2 separate regions of the Homo sapiens genome follow, and region 1 is linked to region 2. Evidence: chromatin loops called from intact Hi-C (ENCODE). Cell type or tissue: PC-3. All regions are shown on one strand.

What was found. A loop is a pair of places that touch in the nucleus more often than their neighbours do. Peaks named below come from ENCODE experiments on the same cell type or tissue, not always from the same donor. Only the 100,000 strongest peaks of a DNase experiment are listed, where the experiment ranks them.
Region 1: it touches region 2 in a loop (12-fold over the local background); 1 of 110 quality-filtered maps calls a loop at or near these places.

What each region holds. Positions count from the first base shown.
Region 1 is chr4:65,306,146-65,314,145 of GRCh38, reverse strand. No RefSeq gene overlaps it. Among named protein-coding and RNA genes, the nearest start is that of LINC02835, 68 kb to the right of the region's middle. In PC-3, no CTCF peak of the experiment used is centred here; no DNase peak of the experiment used is centred here.
Region 2 is chr4:65,186,021-65,194,020 of GRCh38, reverse strand. No RefSeq gene overlaps it. Among named protein-coding and RNA genes, the nearest start is that of LINC02835, 52 kb to the left of the region's middle. In PC-3, no CTCF peak of the experiment used is centred here; a DNase peak (open chromatin) is centred at 3,050; H3K27ac peaks cover 278 bases.

The DNA of each region.
Region 1 (8,000 bases), 120 kb before region 2:
TAATGTAGAAAGGTTATTTTAAAACTAATTATAGTACCTTTACACTACCTAAAAATGTGCAATATTTTAAAATTATCTTCGATATCCAATCAGCATTCCCCTGCTTTATTATACATCTTTTTTTTTACAGATTTTTGTATCAGTATTCAAATAAAGTCTCTGTTAATTTATAATCTTTCTTCCTTCCTCCTGTTCTCCCTGTTTCTTCTATTTCATTTTTTGAAAATGCTCAATATTTTATCAGTTACTTTACTGTTTAGTCCTTTAACATGTTTTTATATTCCCTTCATTTCTGGTAAATTAGTAGTTGGGTTTACAAGTTCAATCAGATTCAGGATTGAGGTTTTTAAGAATACATCATAGGTAGTTTTGTATACTTCCATCAAGCCACACTTAAAGTCAAACTGACTTCCTGTGATGTTAAGAGTAATTGATGATCATTGTCAAATCATTATTCGTTAATAATTTCACAATGCTGATTTTTCACTTAATTACCAAACTGTCTTTATAAAGACTGATTTCCCCTCATCAATTACTTAATTATTCTGAGATAGATTTTATATAGAGAAAGCATAAGTTGATTGGTGAGTTTGTATGTGTGTGCTATCATTATTTAAAAGTAAGCAAAGGCTCAATTTGTCTCATCTGTGGCCCTTTGGCTTGATGACATACTATATTGACCTTCTTTCCTCAGTTGCCTTTTCTTGGCATCCAATAACCCATTTTCTGATTTGCCTACTTTTCTGGTTATTTATTCTCAGTCATTTCCACTTAAAAATATTATTCTGCCTTTCTTTCAAATGCTGATATAATAAAGATCATACATTTTATACTCTTCCCATCTCATGCCGTATGCTTTCCCTAGGAAATTGAAGCTAGTAAGTCTTCAATTTTAATAAATGATATTCAGTATAGTATTGCATACTAAATCTCCAATCCTGGTCTTTTCTGTAACATATAGCTTCTTATATATAACTTTTTACTAAACATCTCTTATCGGCTGTACTGTAGGCATTGTAAAAGTAGAGTACCCAAACTGACCTCCTTACCTTGAAAACAACTTATATCTCTTCCTATACTTCCTAACCAATAAAAGACATTACTTTACATATGGTAAACAAAAGTAGATATCTAAAATTTGTATTTTAAATTTTTTAACCCCAATCAACTACACTAAACCTTATATTTTATTAATTTCATGTTGAATATGTTTCTCAGATATATTACTTGCAAATGTACAAAAGGAAGAGCAAAACAAAGGTACCACCGAATGGGAAACATCCTAGAAAATTAAACATATCACCCAGAACCAAAGAGACAATCTTGCTTAATAATACATTATTTTAAGCATTTTTATAACGAGGATTTAACACAAATCTTCTAACACTAAGAAATATATTATACGCATTAAACAATCACGTTTTTATCCAAAATTTTGCCAACTAGTGTATTCTTTGTCATGAAAGTAGAAGCTAGAAAGCATATGTTTAACTGATTGTCCAAATAAAGAAATAGCCTATAGATGAGGTGCTCTGAGCCATGTCAGCAAATAAATTTCCATAAATTATGCTGAAGATTAAAAATAAAATAAAATAAAACTTTTGTTATAGACATTTTAAAGGATAACACTTGAAGAGTTTCCACTCTGATGTAAGAATAAAAGAAAATGACTTATTGCGCGTTCTGTAGAGTAGTAACGGCACTAGCCATATTAGATATGGAGGTCAGACAAAACAACAACTGGATTTCAATCATCCTATGCTCTACAAATATAAAAAATAAAATTTTATATTCATTTTAAAAGAAATTATGTCACAAATGTGAAGCCTAAGTTTCTTTTTAGGACAATTGGGTTGCAGATTTCTCAGTCCTTTGCTTGGCTGATGCTCTGGAAGAAGTGAAAAATTATGTTCTAATTATGCGGTTAAGCTCAGGTCTTGCAATTTGCTGCATATTTCCCATGTTTAATCATGAGCTTCCCCTTTACATCCTGTTAAAGCACATGGCCCTGATTATCCAGAATGTAGAAGAAAGTCCCTCCCTACCAAAAAAATAAATGTCCTTACTCTTTTTAGAAGAAGGTTTCCAAAAAGTAAATGTTCCTTGTTCTTTAAGAAAAATTCTTCCAGTCAAAGTAAAAGTAGTTTGAAAACCCTCTATATTTCACTCTCTTTTAGAGCATCACAAAAAAATCCTAGAAATAAAAAGGCTCAAGTAAGTTTAGTTCAGTGATTCCCCAAGTGTTTGACCACAGAACCCTTTTAGTTAGTAACAAGTATTGCTACTACTTCAAGGCAATTCTAAGAGTGGAGTGTCATCCACGTGAACACTTCCCAAATTAACTATAAGAATGTTATATTTTTTTCAATCAGTGTCACTCTGGGGGAACACTGATAGGAAGAAAGCCACTCAGAGTTGCATCTGTTTTAACGCAATATATTTGCATAACAGTTCGTCCATACTCATGCCTAATTTTCCTGGGGACTAGTGCAATAGCACAAGTATGATGAATCTGGATGGAGTTGGATGGGCCCTAAAAAATAAAAAACTAGTTAATTAAATGTACCCACTTTGGAACATGAATTGTGTTTCAATAATTTCTGATATTAAGAAATTTGGCCTTAAAAGATAAAAACTTTTAAATTAAAAATAAAACATTATACAACAATTGAACCATGATGTTGAATTTATTATCCTTGTTATTTTGGTGAATGTGTCACTTGATATGATAGTTATATAAAATGCAAATATTTTGAGTCAATAGACTTGGGGGAAGGAGGAAAAGAACAATGAATCTTGTGTGAAAGAGCAGAAACATATAACAAGGAACTATTGATAGAGTAAGTATCTCAGAGGAAATGAGGGCATCACCACACTTCATCCTTTCTGAGGAGCCAAGGAAAAAGCCTGGGACCTAGATATAAGACTGAAAATCAATAAAGCATTTTAGACGTGTATATACTGGATGTGTATATACATGTGCACATATATATACACAAACACGTACATGTGTACACGTACATAAACATGATTTTAGACCTTAACATAAGACTATGTATAATGTGAAAAAAGAGAAAGATGTATAAAATGGAAGTATATGAAACTCGAAAAATACATGAAAATCAAAAAAAAAGAGAATGAATGAAATAATTAAAATATATACGTCAATTTTACAGGGATATTTCTAGAGAAATGACCTAGAACCTAAGACATTAAAGCTGGCATTATTGAATTTAGTTAGCCTTAGGGAACTGAAGATCCCTGTAAATCTTCAAAATTTGTGTATGTATATTTTGGAAGGAGATGACTCACAGACTTCATTAAATTCACAAAGGGCTACCTGTCAATAAAATGTTACAAATCACTGGCTTAAAGTAATCTTTGGATGTCCTCTAGCCAGTGACATCTTATACCTGTAAGTAAACAATTTGTAATAAGACTCTCCTATGATTTTGACTTATTTTTTCAAGGTTTAATCTAAGTCCTGGAGAATCTTTCTGAGATATTACTCCTGAGAGATTAACTTCATTGTAGCTCTTTCCAGTAGATCAAAGATTTTGATCATAATAGTTATAGATAGTAAAAGATATTGATAATAATAATACGGTGGGACCTAGAGATAGCATAATCTGATATACATTTTTTCACGAACTAAGTGGAAAACTATATTAAACACTAAACAAATCCTCCTATATAGCTAAAGCAATGATATTATCATAAAAATCTTACTATTTTTAAAATAGTAAGAAGTCACTTAACTACTTTATTAAGTGGCTGTCAAAATCGAAGGGTGTCAAATCTATATGTCCCCAAAGCTTATCCTCAGGCAGAATTATAACCCTGTATTACTTCAGTGGTTATAATTTACAAGACCTTTTGCCTTAAATAAAATCCCTGTTGTAAGACTAGTAGTGATATTTTCTCTGACCAGATCAGTTTTAATAGTCCATATAGATTTCTTTTCAAACACTTATTTACTTATCTTTTCATTCATTTAAGAACCTTTTATGTTAGATGCTCACTATCTAGATCATGGTCTCTGAGTCCAATAGATGTGGTTCAAATTCTGGCTTTGCCACTTACTAGCTGTTTGACTTTGGCAAGTCAGTTTACACCTCTATGCTCAGCCTCCTCACCTGCAGTATGGGCAATAATAAGTTTACTCCAGACTGTCACTTAGAATGGATTTTCATGCTACTATCTACCTGAGGTCATTGGATATGCTGTTTTATTTAGTGGGGAACACTCCTCTCCCAGGACATTCTATAGCTTGTTATTCTTATTCTTAAGGTCTCCAATTAAAGGTCTTCTGGGGTTACCCACTAAACTTGTCTAAAAGTATCCCGCCACACCCTATCTTTTTTCATCATAGCACTTTATTTTCTTCAAAACACTTTACAAATATGTATTTTTTTGCCTATCTTATTGTAAGTTTGTTACCTGTCTTTACCTCTGTAATATTAAGCTCCATAAAAGCAGAAAACAGGTTTGTTTTGTAGACTGCTGTGTCTCTATTACCTAGCATAGTTCTTAGAGCAGCATAGACATCAATATACATCATTTGAATGAAAGAAGGGATAAAGTATCCAACGTTTTATAACACAGAGTAAGTCTGAAATTAAATATTAGCAATTATTAATCTTGGAGACCATAAAGTACCAAACAAAAATAAATTTTCCTTCTAGGTTTTAACCGATTGAGACAAGATGCAAGAAACCAATGAGAGTCAAATGATAATTAAATAAAGCACTTATGACCCCTAAAGTATAGAGCTCCTTGGTATTACTGAATTGAAGAAGCAGCTTGAATTTGGGAGCAAATTGGAGCCTTATTTTTCTACTCTCTCCATTCCTACTCAGTCAAGACTTTGGAAGCCACCTAAAGTTAGGTATACAAAGGTAAATTCAAATACATTTACTCTTAATATAGAAGATTGTGGCTTACCTCACAAACGTAGTTTCTGTCATGATAGAAAGCAGAAGAGTCAGTCTCTAGTCCCCAAGGATTTTTCTAAAAGACTGCTTCTATTTCTTGGTTATCAATCTTTGAGGCAAAGTAATATCACATACTATTTTTTTTTTTTTTTGAGACGGAGTTTCACTCTTATTGCCCAAGCTGGAGTGCAATGGCATGATCTCAGCTCACCGCAACCACTGCCTCCCGGATTCAAGTGATTCTCCTGCCTCAGACTCCTGAGTAGCTGGGATTACAGGCATGCACCACCACGCCTGGCTAATTTTGTATTTTTAGTAGAGACAGGGTTTCTCCATGTTGGTCAGGCTGGTCTTGAACTCTTGACCTCAGGTGATCTGCCCGTTTTGGCCTCCCGAAGTGCTGGAATTACAGGCGTGAGCTACCGCGCCTGGCCTTCACATACTATTAATAGTACATATGATGTGGGCCCAATGAATGTTAGAATTTTAATAATCAGATTCCATAATCTTCCTCCAATAAAGAATAGCAAGTAAATGATGGAGTAAGAGAAAAGGATGTTCTTCCAGTGATTTCTCCCAGATGGCAGAGTTACTGGTGGAAACGTTTCTGCGACTAAAGCAGGAACATAGAGCAGATGAATGGTCATTCTAGCCACTTAAGTTTGTTGAGATTATTGTTATTGCTGTACTCAGGATATGACCTTGCCCTCAAGAAGCTACAACCTAGCAGAGTGAGTTATATCAGTAAAGGAATTAAGTACAGTAAAGCAATGTGGTCATGCGATTTTAGGAACAATTCAGAATAGTCAATCTCCAATGGCTAAGAAAGAATCTCTTCATGGAGTTTACATTCCACAGTTGTACTGTTCAATATGGTAGCCCCAGTCACATGTTTCTACTTAACTTGAAATTTAAATTAATTGAAATTAAATAAACTAAAATTCAATTATTTAATCTCACTAGCCACATTTCAAGTACTCAATAGTCACAGGTGACTAGTAGCTATTCTATTGAACATCACAGATATAGAATGTATCCATCACAGCAGGGAGTTCTACTAGACAACACTGATCCAGGCAACTGAGAGCCTGACATTTTAATCTGTGTGGGGATGTCAGAAAGAGCAAGAATAGAGCTATGAAGACCAATTAGAATAGAAATATAGTGAGTATTGTAGATGAGAAATGCTTAAACTAAAGAAATAGTAGTGGAGTGAGAGGAAATAGAAAGAAGGGAACTGTTTTTTTTTTTTAAATTAGAGGCAGCGTCAAAGGACACATAGATGGGTTGATGGAATTTGATTAGGATAAGAGAAGGATTGAGTGCAAAGTTTCTGCCTCAGGTGGCTAAGACATCAATTAAAGTGATTAAAATATAAAGGAGATTAATCTTTGAACCAGCGTGAGCTTCAATAAACCTAGCTTTATTCTTTTAATGGTAATTTTTCTGGCCAATGACAAAGAACAAGCTACACATCTTGTCTGCAGTCCCCTGGATCTCAGTTCTGGCCCCAGTGACTGTTGAAATATGAAAACATTCATGTCCACACAAATAAACATCAGCATGCAGCACAGTGCAGTTATAATCTATATCTGGAAAAGAAACATTTCTCCCAAAGAGAGCAACACAATTTTTATTGACAAAGCTGTGACTCAAAAAGTCATGAACATCCATCTATATTATTGAAAGAACACTGAGCTTAGAAGTTTAAATCTCCATTACTACCTCAAAGTTTTCATCCTAAATAATGGTTTGTTTATTTGACCTATACATCTGAGATTAAAGGAGTAATTCTGGAGACTCGCTCAGAATACCAGAATAAAACAGAAAAAAAAAAATTTAAAAAGTGTAATGGAGGGGTAGCTTAAGATCTCCACATTTTTTGGGTCAGCAGATCGAGACCATCCTTGCTAACACAGTGGAACCCCATCTCTACTAAAAATACAAAAACATTAGCCGGGCGTGGTGGTGGGCACCTGTAGTCCCAGCTACTCGGGAGGCTGAGGCAGGAGAATGGCGTGAACCCGGGAGGTGGAGCTGGCAGTGAGCCAAGATCACGCCACTGCACTCCAGCCTGGGGGACAGAACTAGACTCTGTCTCAAAAAAAAAAAAAAGATTTCCACATTTTTTGGAAGAAAGGACATTGTTTACAGCTTTGAAATGATGGTTTTATTTCCCCTGTTTCCAGAAGTCTCATAAATATCTTGGGAATTTCATTCAGCACTCTACAATTCACATAATCAAATTGTTAGGAATTATTGTGAAGGTACTGGGGAATGACTGAAAGATATAGTTGGAAAAAAAGAAGTGATGACACTAGCTACTCATTCTCCCTCACCCACATCTTAATTTGCATTCCATGAAATTAGTGCCTGAGGCAAAGACTTGGGTGCAGGAGATTTATTTGGGAGGTGACCCCAGAAAGCAAGAATAAAGAAAGGGAAAGGAGGAAAAGTCAGTACGACAATGGTGTGGAAACCAAGGATTCCATTGTCACAAAGATCTCTCGAAAACATGGAGAATGTCGCTCAGAAATGAGCCTTCAGAGTTTGATAGGCTGGGCATTTGTCCACCAGCTCCCATCCCACATGACTTCAGGGGCTTTACCACCTGCAAACTTTCATGCCACACTGTTCATGGGCTTTACATATTCCTTTGTCTTCAGGAATGATGCTGAAGTGGAATTGGTCCTGAAATAGAAAAGTGGAGATATGCAATAGAAAATCAAGGTATGTGTTGTACCACCAGTCAGAACTATCGACCATAACTGCAGATAAAATCAGAGACAGGTCAAAATAGTGTAATTGAAGACATAAGTGTTTGCCGCAGTTCAACTCTTGAAACACTCAGATCCAATCAGGCCTTATATTCAGTCCAGTCTTAAAGGCAGAGGTAGCCTCATTGACCTGTGGCCTGTGCAGTTTTACAGAGTCCATGCTCAGTAGGGCTTGACCTGTAAGGTTCAATGCTCTGCAGTTGCTGCCTTAAAAATTTATTTTTGAATTTGTATTTTGTAAATGAAATCTAATAGATCAATGAAGCATATGGGAGTTGCGGGGCAGGGG
Region 2 (8,000 bases):
CAAAGGTTTTCAGCTGGTGAAACGACACCCCAAGTATCCTGTAACACGATATTTTTCCTACACATACATACCTATGATAAAGTTTAGTTTTTAAATTAGTCACAGTACTCTTGCCCTTTGGAGCCATTATCAAGTAAGACAAGGGTTAACTGAACACAAACACTATGATACCTCCAAAGTCAATCTGATAACCGAGATGCTACTAAGTGACTATGGACTAGAAGTGTCTAAAGCAGGGATAAACCATATAAAAGAGTGATTCACATCGCAGGTAGATTTCATCATGTTATTCAAGACAGCGTGCAATCTCAAATTGATGATTTGTTTATTACTAAAATGTTTCATTTAAGATTTTTAGATTACAGTTGACTTAGAGTAACTAAAAACACAGAAGGCAAAACTTTGGATAAGGGAGGACTACTGTAGGTGGTACATTTATGTGGGTTAAGGCATACATAAAATATCTCCTCGAAACCATTTAAAACATGAGAAATAAGGATATAATATTTCTGAGTGGAAATAAGTACTTTGTAAGACAGTACTTGTGGTTTTATTTCTTTATACACAAACTTAAGTATGCATACAAAGTGCTAAGAATTTACAATGTAGCATCCATCTATATGTTTATACATAAACCAATTATACTTAACTTTTCCATATAAACATTTTTCTCATCTATAAGATTACTTTGTGCAAGTTAAATAACCTCTCTTGATTTGAACTCATCTTCAAATAGGAGTGAATGTAATTTAAATTACTTATCAGATTGTTGTAAGCATTAAATAAGATAATACATGTAAAGTAGTTAGGCAAACATTGAGCAAATAAATAAAATAGATTATCATCTAGTGACACTGAAGCCATCATAACATTGCAGCTCAATGCATTAATCATGTGTTTGTGGTGATGCTGGTATAAACAAACCTAATGGGCTATCAGTTGCATAAAAGTATAGCACATACAATTATGTACAGTACATAATTCATAATGACAAATGGCTATGTATTGGTTTATGTATTTCCTATACTTTTTATTAATTTAGAGTGCACTTCTTACATTTATCTGAAAAACAAAACAAAAAAAACATTAACTGTAAAACAGCAGGTACTTCATGAAGCACTCCAGAAGAAGGGAGGAGATTGACAGCTCTATGCCTGTTGTCCATGAAGGCCTTTCAGTGGGACAAAATGTTGGGGTAGAAAACAGTGATATTGATGATTTTGACCGAGTGCGGGCCTAGATTAATGTATGTGTTTGTACCTTAACAAAACATTAAAAAAAATTTAATAGAAAAAATAAACTTGCCCTTTGTGATGGCTTATGCATGTAATCAACACTTTAAGAGGCCAAAGTTGGGTGGTATCTTGAGGCCAGAAGTTTGAGACCAGACTGGGCAACACAGTGAGACTTCATCTCTAAAAACAAACAAACACCTTATATAATAAAGACATTTTTAAAAGAAAATACTTTTCCACAGTTGTACAACATGTGTTTTAAACTGTGTTATTACAAAAGAGACAAAAAGTTAATAAAAATTTAAAAGTTTATAAGGTAAATAGTTACAGTAAGCTACTAAAGTTATTTTACTATTGAAGAAAGAATTTTTTTATAATTTTAGTGTAGCTTAAATATACAGTGTTTATAAAGTTTACAGAAATGTACAGTAATGTCTTAGGCCTTGACATTCACTCACCACTCGCTCACTGACTCACCCAGGGCAACTTTCAGTCCTGCAAGCCCCATGCATGGTAAATGCCCCATAAAGGTGTACTATATTTGTTCATTTATTTAAATTCCTTATAGATTCTGTATATTAGACTTTTATCAGAGGCACAGTTTGCAAATTTCTTTTCCCATTCTGCAGATTGTCTGCTTACCCTATTGATAGTTTCTTTTGCTAGGCAGAAGCTCTGTAGTCTAATTAGGCCCCATTTGTCTATTTTTAGTTTTGTTGCAATTTTGTTTGGCATCTTCATCATGAAATACTTACCAGGGCCTATGCCTAGAATGGGCAAAGGACATGAACAGGCACTTTTCAAAAGGAGACATATATGTGACCAACAAACATATGAAAAAGTGCTTAATATCACTAATGATTAGAGAAATACAAATCAAAACCACGAGATACCATCTCGCACCAGTCAGAATGGCTATTATTAAAATGCCAAAAAATAACAGACCCTAGCAAAGCTGTCAATAAAAGAGAACACTTATACACTGCTGATGGGAATGTAAGTTAGTTCAGGCATTGTGGAAAGCAGTTTGGTGATTTCTCAAAGAACTTAAAACAGGACTACCATTTGACCAAGCAAGGCCATTATACCCAAAGAAATATAAGTTGTTCTACCATAAAGATACATTACTAATAAGTTTATCGCAGCGCTATTCAAAATAGCAAAGACATGGAATCAACCTAAATGCTCATCAATGGTAGACTAGATAAAGAAAATATGGCACATATACACCTGGGAATACTATGAAGCCATAGAAAATGAATGAGATAATGTCCTTTGCAGCAACATGGTTGGAGCTGGAGGCCATTATCTTAAGCAAACTAATACAAGAACAAAAAAGCAAATACCCCATGTTCTCACTTATACGTGAGAGCTAAACATTGAATACTCATGGACACAAAGGCGGGAAAAATAGACACCAGGGCCTACTTGAGGGTGCAGGGTGGGAATAGAGTGAGGATCAAAACACTACCTATTGGGTACAATGCTTATTACCTGGGTAATGACATAATATGTACATGAAACCTCTGTGACATGCAATTTATCTATAGAACATATCTGCTTATGTACCCCTGAAACTAAAATAAAAATTTTTTAAAAATAAAAAAATTAAAATACAAAGGCGTATCCTTTTAAATCTTTTATATCATATTTTTACTTTATCTTTTATATGTTTAGATACACAAATATTTGCTATTGTGTTACAATTGCCTACAGTGTTCAGTATAGTAACATGTTGTACCGGTTTGTAGCCTAGTAGCAATAGTCTATACCACATAGCCTAGGTGTGCAGTAGGCTATACCATCTAGGATTGTTTACACTTTGTGATGTTAGCACAAGGAAATTGCCCACAGGGTGCATTTCTCAGAATGTATCCTCATTGCTAAGTGACTCATGACTGTATAAATTTTATTATTGGTATTATTAAATTTATTTGTAAGAATAAGTTAGTGAAATAATAAAGTTTACTTATTTTAGAATAATAAATAATAAACAAGTTAAAATAATTAACTAATAAAACCAACGCACTAAAATTTTTAAAATTTACTTAGGTTTTAAATATTTTTTGTTTTGTGTTGTGTTTTAGAAATAAATCTTATTTAAATTTTACTTTAAAATTCTACCAATAATTTGTATTTGTCCTTGTATTCTTACAAGATCATGTTTTGTTTTCTAAATGTTTTACTTTATTTTACTTATTGTTAGATTTGTTTATTGATTTCTGCATTTTAAAATTTTTATTTTCTAAATATCAATAAATGCATTTTTAATTAAAAAATTGAGAAAATTTTAGTTTCCCATGTCACTATAGAAATAATACACTGTGTACACTTTTCTCAGTTTTCCCTAAAGGCAACATTTTATAAAACTATATGTGATATTATATTACAACCAGGCTATTGACATTGATAAAATCCACTAATCGTATTCATACCTTCCCAGTTTTATTTGCAGTTGGTTGGAAGCTATGCCCGTATGTGTACTAAGTTCAATACAATTTTATTACCTTTGTCTATTCTCATGTACACCACCACATTCAAGATACTGTACTGTTCCAAAACCACCAGCATCTCTTCACTTATGATACTGTACAGTTCCAAAACCACTGGGATCTTTTATAATTTTGTATGTAACAGTTATGTGTGTATTAAGTACGTAAACAGTTATCTAAGATTAGTGGTAATGATTACTGATCCTTTTTTCAGAAAGAATGACTGTACCATTTACATTTCCAGGATCTCTCATGCTGTTCTTTTACAACCATTTCTATATTTTCTCTCAGCATGTTTCCCTAGAGATTCATATAAGATATTGGCATATTCATAGTTTATTTGCTTTTTTTCCAAGTACAATTCTAATGTATGAATGTGCCACAGTTTGTTCAACCATTTATCTGTTTAAGACCATGTGGGCTGTTTCCAGTTTTTGGTTATTACAAATAAAACTGTCACACACCTTCATATACAGGTTTTTGTATGAATATAAATTTTCCTTTCTCTGTGATGAACACCCAGGAGTAGAATTGTCAAGTCATATGGTAGTTGCAGTTTTAGTTGAGTTGAGTTGTTGTTTTAAAAAAGATTACTGGCTGAGCGAGGTGGCTCCCATCACTTTGGGAGGCTGAGGCAGGCGGATCACTTGAGCCCAAGTTGTTTAAGACTAGCCGGAGCAGCCTGGCAAAACAACTTCACTATAAAAAAAAACAAAAAAAAATTAGCTCGGCATGTGGCGCAAGCCTTTAGTCCTAGCTACTTGGGAGGCTAAGATAGGAGAATCATCTGAGCCTGGGCAAATTCAAGGCTGCAGGGGGCCATGACTGCACCACTGCACTTCAGCCTGGGCAACAGTGAGACTGAGACTCTGTCTCAAAAAATAAAAAAATAAAAAAAAGAAGAAAGAGTGGCTGTACCATTTACATTTCCACCAATGATGTAGGAGGTATCCAGTGTCTCTGTACCCTTGCCAGCATTTGGTGTTGTCACTATTTTTCATTTTAGCCACTCTGATACATATGTAGTGATCTCATTGTGGTTTTAATTTGCATTTCCTTAATGTCTGATGATGTTGAACATCTTTCCATGTGCTTATTTGTCATCTGTACATCTTCTTTTGGTAAAGAATAAATATATTTTTACATTCTTGGGGAATGTCTCCATTTGATAAATTCCCTAGTTAACCTACACAAGAGTGGTGTTTCAAAAGAGATCAGCCAAGCCCAACCACTTGAACTATGAAAAATGTCGTTTTAAGCCACTGAAGATTTGGATGGTTTATTACATAACAATAATAGCTAACAATAGCTAACTGATAGGCCTGCTTTGCTTCCTTTATAACCTCCCTATATGAATCCTCCAAACATCCAATCCCTGATGCAGTATTGATTCAAAGAGTTTCAACAAATTAACATTTGGAAATAGGTTTATACACTTGTAACAAGAGTATAGTAATGCTTATGTTGAAACTGTTTGATGAAGATAAATGAGAATTTACGTGAAATGCTTTATCCGTGGTTTGCATTCAATAAATGCCACAGGCAATAACAATTATTAAATATTTTATCTTAATAAATCCCAAGGAATATGGTCCTTCTCTGTTAACTTGTTTCTAAAAGATTAAAGGCCAATCACTCTGAAGAGGCCAGCCACCTTGTGATTGACTCCAATGAGGTTTGGCTCATATTTGGATCATATTTCTACCATTTGCCATAATTTTCATCCATAGTCCTACCATCTATCATCAACTGTTCATTCCATCAATATTTGTGCTATCTTCCTTCTTACTATGTTGGGGTTTCAAGGTGCAATATTTTGTACAAAAAAAGCAAATGACTACTATTAATACTTTCTATGATCACTATAATTTTATGAAGTATATGAAGTATTAGATATTGAAAATAAAAACAATTGGTTATATGTGAAATATTAACTTATTGATGTTCATGTAGCCGTATATGAAACTCATATTCTAATATCCTTGCAACAGCCTTACCAATAAAAATCTCCTGATAGATCAGATAACAATATCAAGTGAAATATGGTATGACCACTATAGCTTTTAGCGTAAATTTGCAGATTTAATGACTATTAGATGGTCTGAATGGATTCAATTCTGGTATTATAAGTATATTGGTCATATTTTTTTTGAAATTGTTATTAAAAATAATTTGTTATTTTCAAAATAATGCATAATAAAAACTAATTTAATACCAAAATGTCTTCAGTATTTATCCTTATTATTATATTTGATATTATATTCCAAAATTATTGTTGATTTCATACACAATTATTGGAGATTTGACTAGTTATTGGAAGAATATTTTGCAATTAATTTACCAAGATAGGTCCACTAGCATGGTGTGTGTTCAAAGCCAACATTCCACGGAGATTTTACAACTTCTCATGGTGAAGCTACAAAAATGTTTACTGGAATAAAATTATTTAATCATTGCTTTCCTGTGGATAATTTTAGAGATACTAGACAATTTGTTAATATACTGTATTCAACTGAGGATGATTTAAGGAAATTCTGGCTTTAACTCGGGACTAAGCTCAAGTAGAAATGGATGATACTTCGTTCTAAATGAGAATTTTGATAAGATTCCTAACTTTTCACCAAGTAATGTTTATTTTATTGGAAATTTATGTAATGTTTACAAGCTATATCTTTCCAACTTTAACTCACAACTCAAAATATTAACAATTGAAGTCTTTTTTTTTTTTTCGAAGAGACTAAGGTGTTTTCTCTCAAGTTTTGATCAAAATCTCACTAAGAAGGTAGAATTTAGGGGAAATTTCTGAAAGATGTGCAGTCCTTACAATCTTCTCACTCTCCTTTAGTAAGCCTGACAATTAAAAAATCAAGTATTTCCAGTATAATATTTCAGTTTTACAGAAAATTATTTGAGTATGTTGCATTTTATATTATGTCCTTGACTTTTATCTGTATCATAAGAATAAGCATATGAAATAGAATATTGTAAGAAGATCCAGATGAAATACTTCACCTTTTTTATTAAAGGAATGAGTGTCGAGTATATTGACCCTTGTAGTATTACTGAAAAAAATTAGGAATTAAAGTATTCCTTTAAACTTTGGTGTTTAGAAAAGTTTGGTCTTTCTTAAAGGATGAAGTTACTTCCTCCTTTTTGAAAATGTCGTCATGTAATTGACCATATTTTAATCATATTTTTCTCTTTTGGTTTCAAAATTGAAAACAAACATTTTAACCACTCAAATTTTAAAAGTTTGTTTATTTCAGTTCCTCTCTCTAGTTTTCATTACTACTTATATAATCTTTCACTCACTTATTTTTATTTTTTCTGTGCACCAATTATCCTATTCTCTTTCAAAACAAAAACCCAGAAAAACATTACAGATTTCTCATAAAATGAAGAGTTTTGAAACCCCCAAAAATAATATTTTATTTACTGTTTGATAATCTCTACCTTAAATCAGATCTGCAAATATAAAGTTTATAGTCTCTAGATTGAGCTCTTCTCATCCTCCAGGAATCTCTCAAATTGTTACAATTGCTTAATTCTTGAAAATATACATTTCATATTTATCCTTTTCCTATCTCTAATTTTCAACTTTTATTTTTCTCCTTCCTCTTCCTTCTTCTCCTCCTTCTTTTTCTTTCCTTTTAACTTTCCTAGACTTTGTAAATACTGTTAAACTCAGTTCTGTGTTTATACTGCTTTGGGGCCTGTTGGTTTCACACTTTCTATAGCTCCTGAGGATATACTTTATTTTCTCCCCTTAAAAACCATAGACTCTTATGGATCTAATACCTGTAACATAAAGAAAATACTTGCTAGATATTTAATGATATTTCTTTATCAATCAATCAGGTAAATGTCTCCAACTTAAGGTTTCAATGTTGCATTTCAATTAGGGTACAATCATTACTTAAGAGTTCTGACTGGAGTCATTGTAAATTCAGAGTAATTAGGTAGTTTTATCCTGGTTCTTTTTTTTTTTTGATTGAAATGTAATTCTCACAGATTATTTCATTTTGCTGTCTTCTCATCATTGAAGTATTAATTCAAATATAATTCCCTTTGATAGGCCTTTACCCACTACCCTTCCTCAAATCAGCTGTCTGAATAAGCAGCTGTCAGTCACTCCTTAGCATGTCTTTAATTTTCTTCATAGTCATTTTTAATATATCATCTCTCTCATATAGTTGTGTGCATATTTACTTTGTTTCTGCCACTTGAAGGCAAGCCCCGTGAGGACAAGAAATCTACCTTTCTGCTCTAACCC